2 separate regions of the Homo sapiens genome follow, and region 2 is linked to region 1. Evidence: read pairs that join two places in POLR2A ChIA-PET (ENCODE). Cell type or tissue: B cell. All regions are shown on one strand.

Region 1 (5,000 bases):
GTTCACCAGGCCCCGCCCTGCCAGCGGCCCCACCCCTACCTTTCATTCATTGCTGGCTGCTGGGAGCTTTCAGGTTTCTACACTGTGAGGAAGGTCTTATGGTTTCAACAAATGAAGAGGCTTATGTAAAAGAAAACTGAGCCGGGCACAGTGGCTCACATCTGTAATCCTAACACTTTGGGGGGCCGAGGCGGGCGGATCACGAGGTCAGGAGATCGAGACCATCCTGGCTAACATGGTGAAACCCCGTCCCTACTCGGGATCTTCCCGCCTCGGCCTCTCAAAGTTCTGGGATTACCAATAAATCTTGATTGAGTCCTCATGATACAAGCTCTAGCAAATAAGAAAGAAACCTCCTTACATTTTGTGGATTGTATTGCTGCTTGGCCTTGGTTAAGGGTTTGGAACGTAATTTAACCTCAGAGAGGTTTTTTCTTTCTTAAAGAAAGCTGGTGCCGGCCGGGTGTGGTAGCTCACACCTGTAATCCCACTACTTTGGGAGGCTGAGGTGGACGGATCACGAGGTCAGTAGTTCGAGACTAGCCTGGCCAATATAGTGAAACCCCATCTCTACTGAAAATACAAAAAATTAGCCAGTCATGTTGGTGGGCACCTGTGATCCTAGCTACTCTAGAGGCTGAGGCCGGAGAATCGCTTGAACCCGGGAGGCGGAGGTTGCAGCGAGCCGAGATTGTGCCGCTGCACACCAGCCCGGGTGACAGAGCGAGACTCCATATCAAAAAAAAAAAAAAAAAGGTGGTGCCCGTCAGTGCTGTGTCTCTTTCACTTGGCAGCCAGGGAGGAGTGAGAAGGCTCTGGATTCTGTGAGGGGAGCTTGGGCCATGCCTCCTGTTCTCTGCCTCTCCTGTTCTCTCCCTGCCTCCCCCTGTTCTCTTCCTGCCTCTGCTCTTCTCTCCCTCCAGGTCCAGTCACATGCTGAAGTCAGAATTCTTTTGAGGTGTCAACCTTGACCTTGTAGTGAACTGAAACAGAAGCTTAAATGGTGTAGACTTTAGGTGATTCAGACACATAATCGCTGAGAATCACTGCTTTAAATAATTTATTTGATGAGTTTCTATGTTGTACGTATGGGTAAGGCACTGTAGGGAAGATATGGCTTCTGCCCTTAAGGTTTCATTCTCTTTAGGTAGGACAAGACATGTCTACATATTACAGTAAAAGCCAGAGACTGTACGTAATAATAAACAATTATCCTTTGTAGACCTCTTACTGCATGCTGCTGTACTAAGCATTTTAGACCCTTCCCCTTTAAATCACATGACAGTCCCATGAGGAAGGTACTATTTTCCTTGTTTTATTTTTTGTAAACATATTTGTAGAGATGGGGCCTCACTATGTTGCCCAGGCTTGTCACGAAGTCCTGGGTTCAGGCGATCCTCCTACCTTGGCCTCCAAAGTGCTGGGATTACAGGCATGAGACACTGTGCCCAGACTGTTTTTATTATTATTTTTGAGACGGGGTCTCATTTTGTCCCCCCAGGCTGGAGTGCAGTTGCACAATCATAGCTCACTGTAGCCTCCACCTCCTGGGCTCAAGTGATGCTCCTGAGTAGCTAGGACTGCAGGTGTGTGCCACCATGCCTGGCTTTTTTTTTTTTTGGAGACAGAGTCTCACCTTGTCACCCAGGCTGGAGTGCAGTGTCACGATCTCAGCTCACTGCAACCTCTGCCTCCCGGGTTCAAGCGATTCTCCTGCCTCACCCTACTGAGTAGCTGGGATTATAGATGCACGCTGCCACGCCCAGCTAATTATTTGTATTTTGGTAGAGACGGGATTTCACCGTGTTGCCCAGGCTGGCCTCCAACTCCTGAGTTCAGGCAATCCACCCTCCTCGGCCTCCCAAAGTGCTAGGATTAAGGCATGAGCCACTGCGCCCAGCCTTCTGACTAATTTTTTTTAAAAATTTCTGTGGAGATTGGGTCTCGTTATGTTGCTCAGGCTGGTCTCAACCTCCTAGGCTCAAGCGGTCCTCCTGCCTTGGCTTCCCAGAGTGCTGGGATCATAGGCATGAGCTGCAGCACCTGGCCCTATTTTCTTTATTTTATAGTTGAGGAAACTGAGGCTCAGCGAGTCCAAGTACATGTGACTAATGGGTGTAGCTGGAGATCCCTATCGGAGAAGGGGCAGATAAAATATCTGTTCAGAGGAGGAGGAGACAGCTTTTGTTTTATGGGGACGGGAGATAAAAAGGTCAGAGAAGTCTTTAGGGTGGAATGTGACTTGGGACTCAAGGGTAGATAGGATTTTAAGATACGGAACATGGGAGAGAGCTTTGCGGGGGTGGGGAGGAGAATATAGGAATCAATCACTGATCCTTCCCTCGCCCTTGTGTTCTCTCTTCACTTAGAATGGAGTCAGTGGGCAGGAAGATGGTGATTACCTGTCCGTTGACCCTCCCTATCTAGACACATGACTTCCACGTGACATAAATGTGACTGCAGTCAGGAAAAATTCAACTCGGACTGTGCTGTGTTGAGTAATCAGAGGGAGAAGCAGTGGGGTTGGCGCAGCGGGAGGAAGTTTTCTGCAGGAGCTGGAAATTCAGATGGGTCTGGAAGAATATGGATAGGGCACTGAGAGGAACAGAGTGGACACTCGGGCCAGGAGGATAATAATGTCAGAAGTACTGCCCCGAGAAGCAACGCCTCATTTCCAGAGCCTAAAAGAGCTGCTCTGTCAGAACCAGTACGGTTTCTCATCAGAGAGGCTGGGCAGGCCAGGACCAGATGGCCAGAGGGGAGTTGGAAGGGTGGTTGTTTTTTTTTTTTGTTTTTGAGGCAGGATCTTGCTCTCCCACCCAGGTTGGAGTGCAGTGGCATGATCTTGGCTCACTGCAGCCGCAGTCTTTCCACTTCAGCTTCCTGAGTAGCTGTGACTACAGTCACATGCCACCACGCCCAGCTAATTTTTTTTTTTTTTTTTTAGATGGAGTCTCGCTCTGTTGCCCAGGCTGAGTACAGTGGTGCCATCTCAGCTCACTGCAACCTCCACCTCCTGGGTTCAGGCAATTTTCCTGCCTTAGCCACCTGAGTAGCTGGGATTACAGGAACACTCCACCACGCCCAGCTAATTTTTTGTATTTTTAGTAGACACAGGGTTTCACCATGTTGGCAAGGCTGGTCTCAAACTCCTGAACTCAAGTGATCTACCTGCCTCGGCTTCCCAAAGTGCTGGGATTACAGGCGTGAGCCATCGCGCCTGGTCTTAATTTTTTAAAATTTTAGTAGGCATGTGATTTCCCCATGTTGCCCATGCTGGTCTCAAACTCCTGGGCTCAAGCGATGCACCTCAGCCCCATGAAGTGCTGGGATTACAGGTGTGAGCCACCATGCTGCCACTGGAAGTTTTATGAACGGTCAAGATGGTATTCCTTCTGGTGGTGTGTTCTTGTCTTCCTGTCACACAGCTGAGACACTTCCAGGTGGCCTCTCTTCTGTCTCCGCTTGTCACAGGCCAGGTGGGGGCATCCCAACTCGAGTGTGAAGCCAACACCCGGGCCAACCTCTGCACTAAAAGTGGAGCCGCTTTCAGGGGAATAACTTGTCAGTTAATTTTTTTTTTTTTTTTTTTTTTTTTGAGACAGAGTCTCCCTCTGTCTCCTGGGCTGGAGTGCAGTGGCGCAATCTTGGCTCACTGCAACCTCCACCTCCCAAGTTCAAGCGATTCTCCTGCCTCAGCCTCCCAAGTAGCTGGGATTACAGGCATGGATCACCATGCCTGGCTAATTTTTTTGTATTTTTAGTAGAGATGGGGTTTCATCATGTTGGTCAGGCTAGTCTCAAACTTCTGACCTCAAATGATTCCCCCCACCTCGGCCTCCCAAAATGCCGGGATTACAGGCATGAGCCACTGTGCCCAGCCAGCTTGTTAATTTGCTGGTTCATTCAATCAGCAAATATTCAGTAAGGGCATACCATGTGCCCAATGCTGTGCTGGGTGGTGGTAGGCAGCGCAGGCACAATTCCTCTCCTTCCAGCTGTCTGCCCACTGGTCTGATCCTGTAGATCTGTGATAAGACAGCTCTTGGCCACCATGTGTATGGGGAGGGGTGTAAATTTCTTCCTATTATGTACTCTCTAACTTTATTATTTATTTGACAGACAAAGCCACAGACCCAAGCATGTCGGAACAGGATTGGTCAGCTATCCAGAATTTCTGTGAGCAGGTGAACACTGACCCCAATGGGTAAGGTAACTTCTCACACACATAGTTGACTCTGGGGGCACCCCACACTGAGTGTAGGCCTTTGTCTCTCAAGACTGTTTTAGGGTTAAGCTCTCTAGGCAAGGATCGGTGGCTCATGCCTATAATCCCAACAGTTTGGGAGACCAAGGCAGGAGGATTGCTTGAGCCCAGGAGTTTGAGACCTGCCTGGGTGACAGAGTGAGAGACTCTGTCTCAAAAAAATAGAAATGCAGTCAGGCTGGCATTCATTCTCTCATTTTCCCCTATAATCCTGAGAACATTATTTTTCTAAAATTAGCAAATTCATGTGGGGGAAAAAAAACACAGGATAGCTCACTTGCAACTGGCAGTTATTAATTTTAAATACTGTTATAAAACACTAATGCTGAGGAGAACTCTGAATGTTACTGATAGACTATAGACACGTTACCTAATTAAAAGAGATCTGTGTATTCTCCACCATTTAAATGTAATTTTAAGAAAAAGGAAAAGGGGAAGGTTTTATTGAATTCTGTTTCCACAGCATCTGGATAGGACCTGAAGAATCAGAATCAAGTGAGTCATCCAGATGTTTTGTTTTTGTTTTGTTTTCTTTTCTTTTCTTTTTTTTTTTTTCCTGAGACAGAGTGTCTCAAGACTGGAGTGCAAGGGCACGATCTCAGCTCACTGCAACCTCCACCTCCCGGGTTCAAGTGGTTCTCCTGCCTCAGCCTCCCAAGTAGCTGGGATTACAGGCGCGTGCCTCCATGCCTGGCTAATTTTTTGTATTTTTTTAGTAGAGATGGGGCTTCAC
Region 2 (5,000 bases), 130 kb before region 1:
CCATTCTAGACTCTACCATTAACATCCTGCTTTGTTCGCTTTATCACAAATTTTTGTTTGTTTGTTTGAGACAGGGTCTCACTCTGTCATGCAGGCTGGAGTGCAGTGGCATGATCACGGCTCACTGCAGTTTCAACCTCCCCAGGCTCAGTAATCCTCTCACCTCACCCTCCCAAGTAGCTGGGACCACAGGCATGCACCACCATGTCTGGCTAATTTTTTATTGTATTTTTTTCTTCTTCTTTTTATTGAGATGGAGTCCTGCTCTGTCACCCAGGCTGGAGTGCAGTGGCATGATCTCGGCTCACTGTCAACCTCTGCCGCCCAGGTTCAAGGGATTCTTGTGCCTCAGCCTCCTGAGTAGCTGGGATTACAGGTGCCCACCACCATGCCTGGCTAATTTTTTTGTATTTTTAGTAGAGACGGGATTTTGCCATGTTGCCCAGGCTGTTCTTGAACTCCTGACCTCAGGCAATCCGCCTGCCTCAGCCTCGCAAAGTGCTGGGATTACAGGTGTGAGCTACCACACCTGGCCTATATTTTTTATGCAGACAGGGTTTTGCCATGTCGCCTGGGCTGGTCTTGAACTCCTGGGCTTAAGCCATCCGCCTGCCTCAGCCTCCCAGAGTGCTGGGGATTACAGGTGTGAACCACCATGCCCAGCCCATCACAGGTTTATCTAGATATGGGTTTTTTGTTTGTTTGTTTGTTTTTGGAGAGAGAGTCATACTCTGTTGCCCAGGCTGGAGTGCAGTGGGGCGATCTTGGCTTACTGCAATCTCCGCTTCCCGGGTTCAAGCAATTCTCCTGCCTCAGCCTCCCGAGTAGCTGGGACTACAGGCGCCCACCACCACGCCCAGCTAATTTTTGTATTTTCAGTAGAGATGGGGTTTTACCATGTTGGCCAGGATGGTCTCTAACTCCTGACCTCAAGTGATCCACTCGCCTCGGCTTCCCAAAGTGCTGGGGTTACAGGCATGAGCTCTACACCCAGCCTAGAGACGGGTTTTTACACTAGACCTGTTGGAGGAGCTTAGAATTTTATGTCTATTCTGACTTTGACACTTGCTGATATTTGTACTCCTTGCCCTTCACCAAGGCATTATTTTGCTTCTTTTCTACATGTATTTCCTTCTGGTCTTTTCCCACCATCATATACATCTTACAAGCTTGCAATCTTAGTGTGCTTAAAATTTTTAGATCTGTCTTTTCTCACCATACATATAAACATTTTTCTGGCCAGGCGAGGTGGCTCACGCCTGTAATCCCAACACTTTGAGAGGCTGAGGTGGGTGGATCACCTGAGGTCAGGAGTTCAAGACCAGCCTGACCAACATGGTGAAACCCCGTCTCTCCTAAAAATAAAATTAGCCAGGTGTGGTGGCGAATGCCTGTAATCCCAGCTACTCAGGAGGCTGAGGCAGGAGAATCGCTTGAACCCAGGAGGTGGAAGTTGCAATGAGCTGAGATTGTGCCATTGCACTCAAGGCTGGGCAACAAGAGTGAAACTCCGACTCAAAAAAAAAAATTTCCTTGTTCCTGTAGAGTCTTCATACTTGAATATACCTCATTCTTGCTCTCCAAATATATACAACATCTAACACTGTGCTTTACACAGAGGTGCCCAATAAATATTTGTTCAGTGAACATAGATATACTTTTAAATGGCTGCATAAATATTCTTTACATTCACATGCCAAAATATACCCAATTATTCCCCTATTGTTAGAATTATACCTTGCATTAGGTAAATGCTCAGTAAGCACTATTATGCTATTATGCATATAGTTTATTTAGATTTACAGCTAATAAAAAGAGTTTTCTGAGCCTTCAAATGATGAAAATTATCCTTGTACAGTGAGAATACAAAAGAATGTGATAAATTTTGGAAAATCTGGATTAAACAAAAATGAAACAACCAAGCATAATTTTTGGCTGCTTTGTTTTATTTAGGTTCCAGTATTACAGATAGTTCCAGTGCCTGATGTGTATAATCTCGTGTGTGTAGCTTTGGGAAATTTGGAAATCAGAGAGATCAGGTATGTAATTCCCAAGGAGTGATTTGTTTTTCCTTCATCTTTGTCTCTGTCAGCTGGTTTTAAGTGCAGGTAATAACCTAGGCTTGAGTCTTGAAAGAATCTGAAAGATCTAAAGAGAGAGAGATTTGTTTAAAAAAAAATCAATAGAATGACATCCCTGACTGAAGTTTCTATTTAAAATGTGAACCTAGGCTGGGCGCAGTGGCTCACGCCTGTAATCCCAGCACTTTGGGAGGCCAAGGAAGGTGGATCAACTGAGGTCAGGAGTTTGAGACCAGCCTGGCCAACATGGTGAAACTGTGTCTCTACTGAAAATACAAAAATTAGCCTGGTGTATAGCACCTGCGGGTGCCTATAATCCCAGCTACTCAGGAGGCTGAGGCAGGAGAATTGCCTGAACCCGGGAAACAGAGGTTGCAGTGAGCTAAGATCGTGCCACCACTGCATTCCTTCTGGATGACAGAGTGAGACTTTGTCTCAAAAAAAAAAAAAAAAAAAAAAAAAAAAGGCCGGGTATGGTGGCTCACACCTGTAATCCCAGCACTTTGGGAGGCCGAGGCAGGTGGATCACGAGGTCAGGAGTTCGAGACCAGCCTGACCAACATGGTGAAACCCCGTCTCTACAAAAATACAGAAAAATTAGCCAGGTGTGGTGGTGCGCACCTATAATCCCAGCTACTCAGGAGGCTGAGGCAGGACAGTCGCTTGAACCTGGGAGGCAGAGTTGCAGTGAGCCAAGATTGTGCCACTGCACTCCAGCCTAGGCGACAGAGCAAGACTCTGTCTCAAAAAAAAAAAAAAAAAAAAAGTGAACCTAGTCCTTTAATATTAAAAGGTTACTCCTCACATCACCCCATTTTTCCTTATATTTGGCTTAGGGCATTGTTTTGTTCCTCTGATGATGAAAGTGAAAAGCAAGTACTACTGAAGTCTGGAAATATAAAAGCTGTGCTTGGCCTGACAAAGAGGAGGCTAGTTAGTAGCAGTGGGACCCTTTCTGATCAACAAGTAGAAGTCATGACGTTTGCAGAAGATGGAGGGTAAGAAAAGCATTGATTGATTTTTAACTATTAGATGAAGAATGATTTTATCACAGGTTTCAGAGAAAGTTGGGTAACTAGGATCTCGTTTTTCTGTGCTGGGGGTGTAATATAAGCATGTACCGCATCAACACTAGGTTATGACATAGAAGCAGGTTAGTGAGGTGGAAGCCAGACATGTCAGGGATGAAGTCAAAGAAGGTGAGAGGCTCAGCAAATGTAGTTTGTTCTTCAGTCTTCTTGAAATCTGTGTGTCCCTTAAATGTTAGAAATACCTCTGCTGGGCACAGTGGCTCATGCCCATAATCCCAGCCCTTTGGGAGGCCAAGGCAGAAGTTTGAGCCCAGGAGTTCAAGACCAGTTGGGGCCACATAGCAGGGCCCCATCTTTACAAAAAATTTAAAAATTAGCTGGGTGTGGCAGAGCATGCCTTGTGGTCCCAGCTACTAGGGAGTCTGAGGTGGAAGGATCACTTGAGCTCAGGAGTTCAAGGGTGCAGTGAGCTGTGATCACGCCACCACACTCCATCTTGGGCAGCAGAGCGAGACCTAATCTTAAACACACACACACACACACACACAAATATTTTTAAAAATATAGAAATACCTTAAGGTCCTAGACCCTTTCCTCGTTCCACACACTTGTGTCCATTGCTTCACTGACCATCTTGGTGCTGACTACTTGCAAACATACATTTCTACCTCTGAGCTCTTTCTTGAGCTCTAGACCTGCAGGCCTATTTATTAGACGTATTGGGGACACCTTAAATTCAAAATGTTGCAAACTGAACTTACAGCATCTTCTCTATTATATACTCATTACACTTTATTTTTATTTTTCAATTACATTTCATTGTTATTATTCATGTATCTTCTAAAAATGGAGGGCAGGGAACTTTGGCTTATTTATTCATGATCTGTTGCAGTAATCTAGGCAAGAGATGATAATTGTTTGCTTAAATTAGGGGTATGTTAGTGGAGATGGGAAGAAGCAGACAGATTTCTGAGAGATGAGAAGATAAAATTACTGGGACTTGGTGATTGACTAGATTGAGAGGAAGGAGAGAATATCAACATGGTAGGGTTGGTCACTTGAGTGGTGACCAAGCTCGAAATGTGGGTATTATCCTTGTCTCCTTCCCCCCAGTCTAGGTGGTCACTTGAGTGGTGACCAACCCTGAAACTTGGACATTAGATGGTGATGCAATTCATTGAGATAGGAATGCAGAAAGAAACAAAAGGTTTATAGAAAAAGTTAACAAGTTTAATTTTGAATATAATGAATTCGAGGTGCTTGCAGCATATCTAGGTAGATATTATGAAAGTAATATATGTTCATTGTAGAAAGTTTAGTATACACGTTTTCTGGGTTAGATTTTTTTTTCCTGATATTAGGTTAGTTTATATTATGCAGTTCAACAATGCGGAGAAGGGCTACCTAGAGACTGCTTTAGTGCAAAGTACTGACTTTTCATACTGTTTTAATTACAGAGGCAAAGAAAACCAATTTTTGATGCCCCCTGAGGAGACTATACTAACTTTTGCTGAGGTCCAAGGGATGCAAGAAGCTCTGCTTGGTACTACTATTATGAACAACATTGTTATTTGGTAAGCTTTCCCTCTAGGTCCTCAGTTCCCTCATCTGTAGTATGAGGATATACCTCTAATTTTACAGGGTTGTTGTGAAGATTAAATAAGAGAGTATGTGTAAACATGATTGTGGTTTTGTGTTGCTGTTGTTGTTGTTTTTGTTGTGTTTTGAGACAGAGTCTCCTCCTATCACCCAGGTGGGAGTACAGTGGTATGATCTCGGCTCACTGCAACCTCTGCCTCCTGGATTCAAGTGATTCTCCTGCCTCAGCCTCCCGAGTAGCTGGGATTATAGGCATGTGCCACCACACCCAGCTAATTTTTGTATTTTT

Evidence for each region. ChIA-PET counts read pairs that join two places held together with the same protein. Peaks named below come from ENCODE experiments on the same cell type or tissue, not always from the same donor. Only the 100,000 strongest peaks of a DNase experiment are listed, where the experiment ranks them.
Region 2: POLR2A ChIA-PET joins it to region 1 with 6 read pairs; 6 of 35 experiments call an interaction of 5 or more read pairs at or near these places.

What each region holds. Positions count from the first base shown.
Region 1 is chr16:23,494,901-23,499,900 of GRCh38, reverse strand. It overlaps GGA2 (golgi associated, gamma adaptin ear containing, ARF binding protein 2), which reads left to right. Exons shown (of 17, transcript NM_015044.4): 2 at 4,123-4,207. Among named protein-coding and RNA genes, the nearest start is that of GGA2, 13 kb to the left of the region's middle. In B cell, no CTCF peak of the experiment used is centred here; a DNase peak (open chromatin) is centred at 2,930; H3K27ac peaks cover 4,514 bases.
Region 2 is chr16:23,621,048-23,626,047 of GRCh38, reverse strand. It overlaps PALB2 (partner and localizer of BRCA2), which reads left to right. Exons shown (of 13, transcript NM_024675.4): 8 at 1,954-2,039; 9 at 2,918-3,079; 10 at 4,570-4,686. Among named protein-coding and RNA genes, the nearest start is that of PALB2, 18 kb to the left of the region's middle. In B cell, no CTCF peak of the experiment used is centred here; no DNase peak of the experiment used is centred here.